2 separate regions of the Homo sapiens genome follow, and region 2 is linked to region 1. Evidence: chromatin contacts called from ENCODE Hi-C or POLR2A ChIA-PET data. All regions are on one chromosome and are shown on one strand. The core of a region is the stretch at or near the end of the contact, and the rest is flanking DNA. Distances in the headings are between cores, read along the strand shown. Region 1 overlaps ELOVL5 (ELOVL fatty acid elongase 5). Region 2 has its middle 13 kb from the start of ELOVL5.

Evidence for each region. A loop is a pair of places that touch in the nucleus more often than their neighbours do. ChIA-PET counts read pairs that join two places held with the same protein, here RNA polymerase II (POLR2A). Pooled maps may share reads with other maps.
Region 2: a loop to region 1 is called in a pooled map, with 3 times the contacts of the local background. The contact joins two enhancer-like sites. A Hi-C loop is called at or near these places in 8 of 168 maps with a recorded cell type or tissue (B cell, CD4-positive, alpha-beta memory T cell, CD8-positive, alpha-beta T cell and 4 more), 18 of 37 single-sample maps with no recorded cell type and 21 of 50 pooled maps. POLR2A ChIA-PET finds 5 or more read pairs at or near these places in 25 of 52 experiments (A549, CD4-positive, alpha-beta T cell, CD4-positive, alpha-beta memory T cell and 21 more).

Annotation. Positions count from the first base shown.
Region 1 is chr6:53,319,894-53,324,677 of GRCh38, reverse strand. All of the region lies in intron 1 of ELOVL5 (ELOVL fatty acid elongase 5), which reads left to right. Among named protein-coding and RNA genes, the nearest start is that of ELOVL5, 27 kb to the left of the region's middle. Within about 2 kb of position 2,053, at least 2 of the 41 ENCODE cell types and tissues checked have a DNase peak (open chromatin) inside an H3K27ac peak, as active enhancers do.
Region 2 is chr6:53,359,310-53,364,093 of GRCh38, reverse strand. No RefSeq gene overlaps it. Among named protein-coding and RNA genes, the nearest start is that of ELOVL5, 13 kb to the right of the region's middle. RefSeq lists enhancers at 3,715-4,222, 4,223-4,731 and a silencer at 4,483-4,784. Within about 2 kb of position 2,418, at least 13 of the 41 ENCODE cell types and tissues checked have a DNase peak (open chromatin) inside an H3K27ac peak, as active enhancers do.

The DNA of each region.
Region 1 (4,784 bases), core at 804-3,303:
TTTTTGACAGGATCTCCCTCTTGTCACCAGGCTGGAATGCAGTGGTGCCATCTTGGCTCACTGCAACCTCACCTCATGGGTTCAAGCCATCCTCCTGCCTCAGCCTCCAGAGTAGCTGGGACCACAGGCACACACCACCACACCCAGCTAATTTTCCTATTTTTTGTAGAGGTGGGGTTTCTCCATGTTGCCCAGGCTGGTCTCAAACTCCTGGGCTCAAACGATCTGCCTGTCTTGGCCTCCCAAAGTGTTGGGATTACAGCTGTGAGCCACTGTGCCTGGTCCCCAATTCTTTTAACTCTACTTAATCCATGTTTTTAAATGTTACTTTTAGTTATATAAACTTATGTAATCAATATCCATAGATAGAGATCTGTAACTGTTTTTCTTTTCTTTTTTTTCTTTTTTTTTTTTTTTTTTTTTTTGAGGTAGAGTCTCGTTCTGTCTCCCAGGCTGGAGTGCAGTAGCACAATCTCAGCTCACTGCAACCTCCGCCTTCCAAGTTAAAGCACTTCTCCTGCTTCAGCCTCCTGAGTAGCTGGGATTACAAGCGTGTGCCACCATGCCGGGCTAGTTTTTGTATTTTTAATAGAGACATGGTTTCACTATGTTGACCAGGCTGGTCTTGAACTCCTGACCTCAATTGATCAGCCTGCCTCAGTCTCCCAAAGTGCTAGGATTAACAGGCATGAGCCACTGCACCCGACCCATAACTGATTTCCTTAAATTCTGCATATCCGTATTTTAAAAGGGATATGGGAAAAGCTTGTTACTTATCCTGGCTTTAGAAACTGACTAATATTGGGCCGGGTGCGGTGGCCCATGCCCGTAATGGTCGGGCATGGCCCGATGGTCGGTCAGATGGTCGGGAGTTCGAGACCAGCCTGACCAACATGGAGAAACCCTGTCTCTACTAAAAATACAAAAATTAACCAGGTGTGGTGATGGGCACCTGTAATCCCAGCTACTCGGGAGGCTGAGGCAGGAGAATCGCTTGAACTCGGGAGGCGGAGGTTGCGGTGAGCCGAGATCACGCCACTGCATTTCAGCCTGGGCAACAAGAGCAAAACTCCGTCTCAAAAAAAAAAAAAAAAAAAAAAAGCTGGCTAGTATTGGACGTGGTAGAGCCATTTCTCATTCCATGAAGTTTCTATTTGAGACTTTTTTAGTCATAGCTTCACTGAGATCATGTTATCACTGTATTTGCTTTTATGTCATGTCTAGGCAGGCCTCCTTACCTGAGAATTAATATGACCACGTTTATCCTGTTCCTAGGATGCCAAAATCTGATGATTCATTTGAATGGGGAAGAAAAACCAAATTAAGTGTCACATAAACGTTGTAATTAATGTAACCATTGACTCACTGACATTCTATATTTTACACCATTGTCTTGGTGTTAGATTGTCTTGGACATAAACTGTTCCTCACCTAAATCTTAGACTACTACTTGGGACCCAGTAGTGTGTTACAGGTATCTGTAGGTTGCTAGTTTGATGCATTTTTCTATTTTCCTGACAGTTAAATTTAATCTTAATATGATTGACAGTTAAAAGTGCAGGTTGTGGAGCCAACATTCAGGGTTTGAATCCCATTTTCCAACAAGTGCAGGCTCGGTAACTGAACTTACTGAGAAGATTAAATTAAATAGTGCATGTGAAGTGCGTGGTACGATGCTTAGCACACATTAAGTGTTCAATGTTAGCTACTATGATTATTATCCTTGGTGTGTTTTCTGTTTTTAATGGTGTTATGATCCTGAAGCAAGGGACTCAATAAAGGAAGAATATTATGGTTTCATAATGAAATCCTCTTAACTCATTAGTGAAGCATTGCAATCTGTAATGATGCAAGCTTTGTTTGATGCTGTAACAAATTAGGCCAGAGTTAATGCCATTTCCTGTTAAACCTTGGATAGCTTATCTTAGTACTTGACCAATGTTTTGCTGGTGGAGTCTTCTTTTTCAGTGTGACATAATTCCCAGATAGTGGGCTGGTTGTCCTCGTGAGGATTTTAATGCCCAGGTAGGAGTTGGTTGATTCTAAATGGAAGCTGTTGTGTTTTATGCTGTTTGTTTATTCTAGGTGTGGTGATTGAGCCGAAAAGTGCAGGCAAGAGGAGTCTTTGGGGTTTCTCATTTGTGTCCTGTGACATGAGTATGAAATCTCTCTGTGAGCAAGTAAAAATATTTTTCCAACTGCTCACTTAGTGCCTCCGCATGGGATTGGAAAAGTCAAGCTGTTTTATACTGCTTTATTGACAGTAATACTAATAACATAAACCAAATTTGGCTGACTCAGCTACTGATTAGCAAAAATAGCCTGTCTTCTGCGAAACGTTGTATATATAATTAAAAAAACAACTGGAAGAGTCTTCTTACTTCAAGTTCTTAAATACTTTAAAAATTTGGCTTTTTTAAAGGTAGTTTTGTGCCTCTCTCACCAGAAGTGAATTTTCCCTTGTTTACGGGGTTCCTGTAAAGCTGTGGATGGGTTTGTAGATTCAGTTTTTTAAATGACAGTCCATGTCCCCAGACAGAATAGATATTTAACAAATGCTTGAACTGTGCTTTTTAAAATCCATACTTGTTCTCAAGGATTGCTGTTGTTTATGTGAAGCATAATACTTCTTAGAGGTTTTAAAAATTGGTAACTAGACTTAGCTCCTTGGTTTGAGGGGGAGTTTTTGTGGAATGCAGACAGTTCTATTTACTGTGTACTAATAACCTGAGAGAAAGAAAGGCTCCTAACATGGGTGACCTGTTAACAAATACCAGCTTATGTTCACAAATTAATCCTTAGGCAAGCAGAGCACACACAGCATTTGCCATTTCACTTTTCTCTTACCAGTGTTAGCCGAAATGGCTCTTTACACAAATTTTCAGTGTATATATTTAGTGTTTATTTATTCAGCTGTTGGAATTTCGGTATGATTTATATTTCTGACATACTAGTATAGTGTTTTACATTAGACTAAATTAATGAAGAATTTTTTTCTTCATGAGATTGTCCAGTTATGGCAATGGTTGCAGTTATAAAGGCTGTTTACATAGACCTTGCAAGTGGGAACATTAATACATAAAAATGTTTTGAAAAGGAATTTTTCAATGCATTCTAAGACTCTTCGACCTAATTGGCCAATTTCTGGGAGTCTCACCCATGGAAATACTTTAATATACAGCTAAAGTTTTATGTGTAAAGATGTTTATTGCAATATTATTTGAAAATAGTGAAAACTTGGAAACATTAAATGTCTAATATTAGAGGAATACGTAAAAGTGTTTATATAAATGTTGCTTCAGAAGTCAAATTAGGTTCATGAAAATGATTGCTGGCAGCCTTCATGCAGGTAAATGATCCAAATGCAGAACCGTGGATGGTGATGCGCATGATGTCTGCAGGACTGACCCTGCTTGTGGGATTTAACCCTTTTGTCACAGGTAACGTTATTTGGAAATGTCTCTGCAGTACACATACTCTTTGGTATGGCATGGGCTGTCAATTGCGAGTATGACCTCTTGCTTCATACCCAACAGAACATCTTACGTAAGGAAGAAGGCAGGGATCTCTTGTCTGGTGATTATCACAAGCATGGATGAGCTTCTGCAGCAGTTCATCAAAGAATCCAGTGGGTGGAAGGATTCAGTTGGCTGTTGCCATTGTAATTGCTCTTTCCCTATTTTTCTCATGGGTCTCCATATACATAAATAAGGAGAGGTGATCCTTCTGGCCACCTTACTGCAAGACAGTAGTTTAAATGAATTCAAGAATCCTGTTTTTAAAGTGCATATTTTCAGTCATTTAAAAAAAATAAACATTGGGATAATAAGCCGGTTTCTAAGGAGTTAATTTCTGGTAATTACAGCGAATACTAGAGATGGTTTGTTTTTTCAGTCCTAAGAACTTTTTAAGGCTGCCTGCAATTCAATATATGATTGGGTGGGACTAGTAAGAGGTGGGGCCTGATATTCTGTGGAAGGAAGCCTTTTCTACTATGCTATGTCCTAGCATAGTAGAAAAGACACTAGAACAAAAGTTAAGAAATGTGGGGTTTTGGCCGGGTGTGGTGGCTCACGCCTGTAATCCCAGCACTTTGGGAGGCCGAGGTGGGTGGATCACGAGGTCAGGAGATCGAGACCATGGTGAAACCCCATTTCTACTAAAAATACAAAAAATTAGCCAGGCGCGGTGGTGGGTGCTTGTAGTCCCAGCTACTCGGAGGCTGAGGCAGGAGAATGGCATGAACCCAGGGGGAGGAGCTTGCAGTGAGCCGAGATCGCGCCACTGCACTCCAGCCTGGGCGACAGAGCGCAACTATGTCTCAAAAAAAGAAAAAAAAGAAATGTGGGGTTGTTTTGTTTTTGAGACAGACTCATTCTGTCACCCAGGCTGGAGTGCAGTGGTGCAGTCTTGGGTCACTGCAACCTCTGCCTCCTGGGTTCAGGTGATTCTTGTGCCTCAGGCTCCCGAGTAGCAGGAATTACAGGTGTGCACCACCACACCCAGCTAATTTTTTTTTATTTTTAGTAGAGACAGGGTTTTGCCACGTTGGCCAGGCTGGTCTCAAACTTCTGGGCTCAAGGGATTCAGACTGCCTCAGCCTCCCAAAGTGGTGGGATTACAGGCATGAGCCACTGCACCTGGCCAGAAATATGAGTTATAATCAATCTAGCTTCATCTCTATGTGACTTGGGCAAATATATAAACCTGGTAGATACATAGGATTAAAACCAAACCTTCGTCTTACTTACACATTTCCAAGGATCAAACCAGATAATATGAGA
Region 2 (4,784 bases), core at 1,169-3,668, 39 kb before region 1:
TATCTTAAAAATTTCGATAAGTACATGGGGAACAAAGTAAAGAATCTGATGATAGTGGACCTTATTTCCAAGGGAAGCTTCTCAGAGTGAAAGGTGACAACGTGCTAGCAGCCCTTGCTTGCTCTCAGCACCTCCTCGGCCTTGGCGTCAGCACTGGCCATGCTTGAGGAGCCCTTCAGCCTGCCACTGCACTGTGGGAGCCCCTCTCTAGGCCGGCCAAGGCCGGAGCTGACTCCCTCTGCTTGCCGGGAGGTGTGGAGGGAGAGGCACAGGCGGGAACCAGGGCTGCGCACAGCGCTCGCAGGCCAGTGCGAGTTCCCAGTGGGCGCAGGCTGGGTGCGCCCCACACTGGGAGCTGCCGGCCACGGCAGGCCCTGGCAGTGAGGGGCTTAGCACCCTGGCCAGCAGCTGCGGTGGGGGCACCAGGTCCCCCAGCACTGCCGGCCCGCCGGCACCACGCTCGAATTCTCACCAGGCCTCAGCCACCTCCCCATGGGGCAGGGTTGGGGACCTGCAGCCCGCCATGGCGGAGCCACGCCCCCCCGCCCGCCTGGTGGGCTCCCACTGGGCCTTAGCCTCCCTGATGAGCGCTGCCCCTTGCTCCGTGGTACCCGGTCCCATCGACCGCCCAAGGGCTGAGGAGTGCAGGCGCCCCGCAAAGGACCGGCAGGCAGCTCTGCCCGTGGCCCTGGCACAGGATCCACTGGGGAAGCCAGCTGGGTTCCTGAGTCGGGTAGAGACTTGGAGAACTTTTATGTCTAGCTGGAGGATTCTGTATGTGCCAGTCAGCACTCTGTGTCTAGTTCCGGGGTTTGTGGATGCACCAATCAGCACTCTGTGTCTAGCTAATCTGGTGGGGACTTGGAGAACTTTTATGTCTAGCTAGAGGATTGTAAATGCACCAATCAGCACTCTGTATCTAGCTAATCTGGTGGGGACTTGGAGAACTTTTATGTCTAGCTAGAGAATTGCAAATGCACCAATCAGCACTCTGTGTCTAGCTCAGGGATTGTAAGCGCACCAATCAGCACTCTATGTCTTGCTAAATTAGGTTTGTAAATGCACTAATCAGTGCTCTGTGTCTAGCTAATCTAATGGGGACTTGGAGAACTTCTGTGTCTAGCTCAAGGTTCCTAAATGCACCAATCAGCACCCTGTCAAAATGGGCCAATCAGCTCTCTGTAAAATGGACCAATCAGCAAGATGTGTGTGGGGTCAGATAGGTCCCCTTCCAGGCTGTGGAAGCTTTGTTCTTTCGCTCTTCGGGATACATCTTGGAGCTGCTCAGTCTTTGGGTCTGAGCAGCCTTTATGAGCGGTAACACTTACCGCGAAGGTCTGCAGCTTCACTCCTGAAGCCAGCGAGAACACGAACCCACCAGATGGGACGAACAACTCCGGACGTGAGGCCTTTAAGAGCTGTAACACTCACTGGGAAGGTCTGCAGCTTCACTCCTGAAGTCAGCGAGACCACGAACCCACCAGAAGGAAGAAACTCCAGATGCATCTGAACATCTGAAGGCACAAACTCCAGACACGGCATCTTTAAGAACTCTAACACTCACCTTGAGGGTCCGCGGCTTCATTCTTGAAGTCAGGGAGACCAAGAACCCACCAATTGCGGACACAAGAGGAAGTAATTTGAAGGCAAGATGGGAGGGACAGATGAACTGGATAAAGGGGTACAAAAGTGGGGCAGGGTGGTAAAGTGGGCAGAGGGAACAGCACGCGTAAAAGGCCTAGATGAGAGAAACTCACAGAGAGGAACAGTATGGTGCAAGTGTAGAGAGTGGTGCCAGTGAGGCTGGGCAGGTAAGCAAGGACCCACCTCAGGCAGGTCTTTCGGCCATAGCGATGATTTGGGATTTTGTACCAAGTGCAATGGGAAAGCTATTAAAGGTTGTTTAAGGATTTGGGATTGGCATTTCTTTTTAAAGGCCACTCTGGCAGCTTGATGCAGAAAAGTTCTAAATTCTCAACTTGCAACCTAAAGGGATCTCCTTTCTTTGCTTTTAATTTTGACCTCAATTGCTCTGCCAAAACTCATTGCATACACCATAATTCTTGCTTTGTATTTACTTGCATTGTTACTTTATGTGCTGCCTTCCTTTACTAGTTATTCATAGACTTGACTCACTGATGCACCCTACCCCAACTGTAACCTTTTCCTGTGGGCAGAAAAGATTTCTCAGTCATTGTTGTGTGCCTACAGCATGGAGCAGATACACTTGGCTAATCTGTTAAACCAGATTGCGCTAAAAGTCCCATCATAGTTTGCTGCTTTCCCCCCATCAAAGAGCATCCTGTGACCTAATTAACTCAGTCTTTAATCCAACGGCTCTGTACTCTGCTTGCCACAAAGACTGAAGTCCCTGAACAAGACCTGGGCAGCCCTCCAGCATCCTTGCAGGCAATACCTAGCAACCGAAAGAGGTCTTGTTTTGTTTCAGGTCAGCCCAGGGTTACAAAAGTCATCAACTCACGTGACCTGGCACTTCAGAATCTCAAGGAACTCTCCTTCTACCTTTCATAATACTGGCATGAAAACTATGTACTTAACAGAGTTCTCAAAAAACACAACTCATCTCCAAGAGGTGCTAGTACTCGGCTAGATGCAGTTTTTAGCTAAGGACTCCAAAATCATCAGATTCCTTTTCACCTTCCATTTATTGTGGATTGAAATTTCATGATGTAAGGGAGAGAAGTATGGAAAGGGCCTGAGGCAGGAGAATAGGATCTGGAGGCAGGGAACCTAAAGCTGTTTCACACCAACTTCCTAGAACTAAATTAGGAGGCGGGGCGCAGTGGATCACGCCTGTAATCCCAGCACTTTGGGAGGCCAAGGCGGGTGCATCACGAGGGCAGGAGTTTGAGACCATCCTGGCCAACATAGTGAAACCCCGTCTCTACTGAAAATACAAAAATTAGCATGGAGTGGTGGCGCGCGCCTGTAGTCCCAGCTGCTCGGGAGGCTGAGGCAGGAGAATCACTGGAACCTGGGAGGCGGAGGTTGCAGTGAGCTGGGATTGTACCACTGCACTCCAGCTTGGGTGACAGACCAAGACTTTCGTCCAAAAAAAAAAAAAAAAAAAAAAGAAAGAAAAGAAAAGAAAACCCTAACTTTCCACCCCGAAGTAACAAGAGGATCAGAGGCTACTCCCCTTGACATTTTCTGCCAGGCAGTTGGAAAATTGGGAGTTAGCAACAAATCAGACCGATTGCGGGTCCAGTCTTCCTTTGCAACTTTGTAATTTCACTCCAGCCTCTGAATGGTTGTCTACAACCAATCAGACTGATTGCGGGCTACCACTTCATTTACATGAGGTGAGCATGAAGTGGCCAAAGGGAAACAAACCTCTAGAGGGTATTTGAACCCAGGCAGATTCTGTATCCAGGTCCTTGAGCCTCTGCCCTGGTAGCTCCTACACTGTGGAGTGTACTTTCGTTTTCAATAAATCCCTGCTTTCGTTCTTTCGTTGCTTCATTCTTTCTTTGCTTTGCTGGGCCTTTTGTTCAATTCTTTGTTCAAAATGTCAAGAACCTGGACAATTGCAGTCACGACCGTCTACCGGTGAGAGGCCCACACTTTGTCACTTACAAACTATGTATGACCTTGGCCAGATGAATCTCAGCCTGTTTCAACATCTACAACTGGTGGTAATACCCATCTATTCCTACAGACTTGTTAAAAGGATTAAATGATAAGCAGAAATATCTACCAAGACTTTACAAGCAAGCCAAACTGCTTTCTGTGCTTTTTCTTGTTTTTTGTTTTTTTGGGGTTTGTTTTTTTTTTTTTTTTTTTTTTTTTTTATGGTGAGGCAGAGGGAGTAACCTTTGGCGTCAACAGAAAAGCCACTAGGTTTCCTCTTCTTTTCTTCCCTGGTGAGTGATACTTTTTGGAAGATATCTCAGAAGTTTTTTAAAAGCTCATTTATGAAATATAACAAGACACATTTTCAATATCATGGAACTTAGGAGGATACAAAAAGCAAATATAATTTTAATCACAACAGGAGGAGTCTTTTATTGTTTTACCCCCACTCTCGGGCATCCTGGACACGCATTAACAGTCTACAACGGAGGGCTCATTCACGATTATAAAAGACTGTGAAAGATGAGTAACGATTTAAGGCTTCTCTCCAGAGGCCCTTCCCCAGCTCCAGGTTTAGGCTGAACTGCCCACGGGGACCATTTTCTTGCTGCCTAATCTCCCCCTCTTCTCCCGCCCCACGCGGTTCCACCCACTCGCGCGTCTCGGGACTCTGATGAACGTCCTAAACTCCAGCCTGGACGCTCTGGGCTCTGGATCTGAAGGGCGTGGAAGCACCAGAAGTCAAGGCCGCCTTCCATTCTTCCCTCAAGGCCTCAACCACCCTCCGATCCCAAGGTTGCGTGGTCCGGGCCGCACAACCCTCCTCTCCCTAGCTCAGCGCCTCCTCCACCCCCACCCGATGTCCCCAGGAAGGGTCAGCGCGGGGACGAGGTCTGGTCATTGCCCGGGAATTACCCGGCCCGGGAGCGAGCTCAAGGCGGGGAGGGCGCGAGCGTGCTCCTCGCGAGGCCCCGCCCCATCGCCAGATGCGGCGCTGTTGGTGAGCGGTGATTGGTGGGTGCAGCCGCGGAATGAATGGGGTGACCGCCGCGGGGGAGCGGGGCGGGCCCGCCGAGGGCGCGGGGCGGGCGAAAGGAGCCGAGTGGCGCAGGGCTGGCGAGAGGAGCCGAGTGCCGCGGGGGTGGCGGCGGCACCGCCCTGAGCCACAGGCAGTTAACGGTGTCCACGCC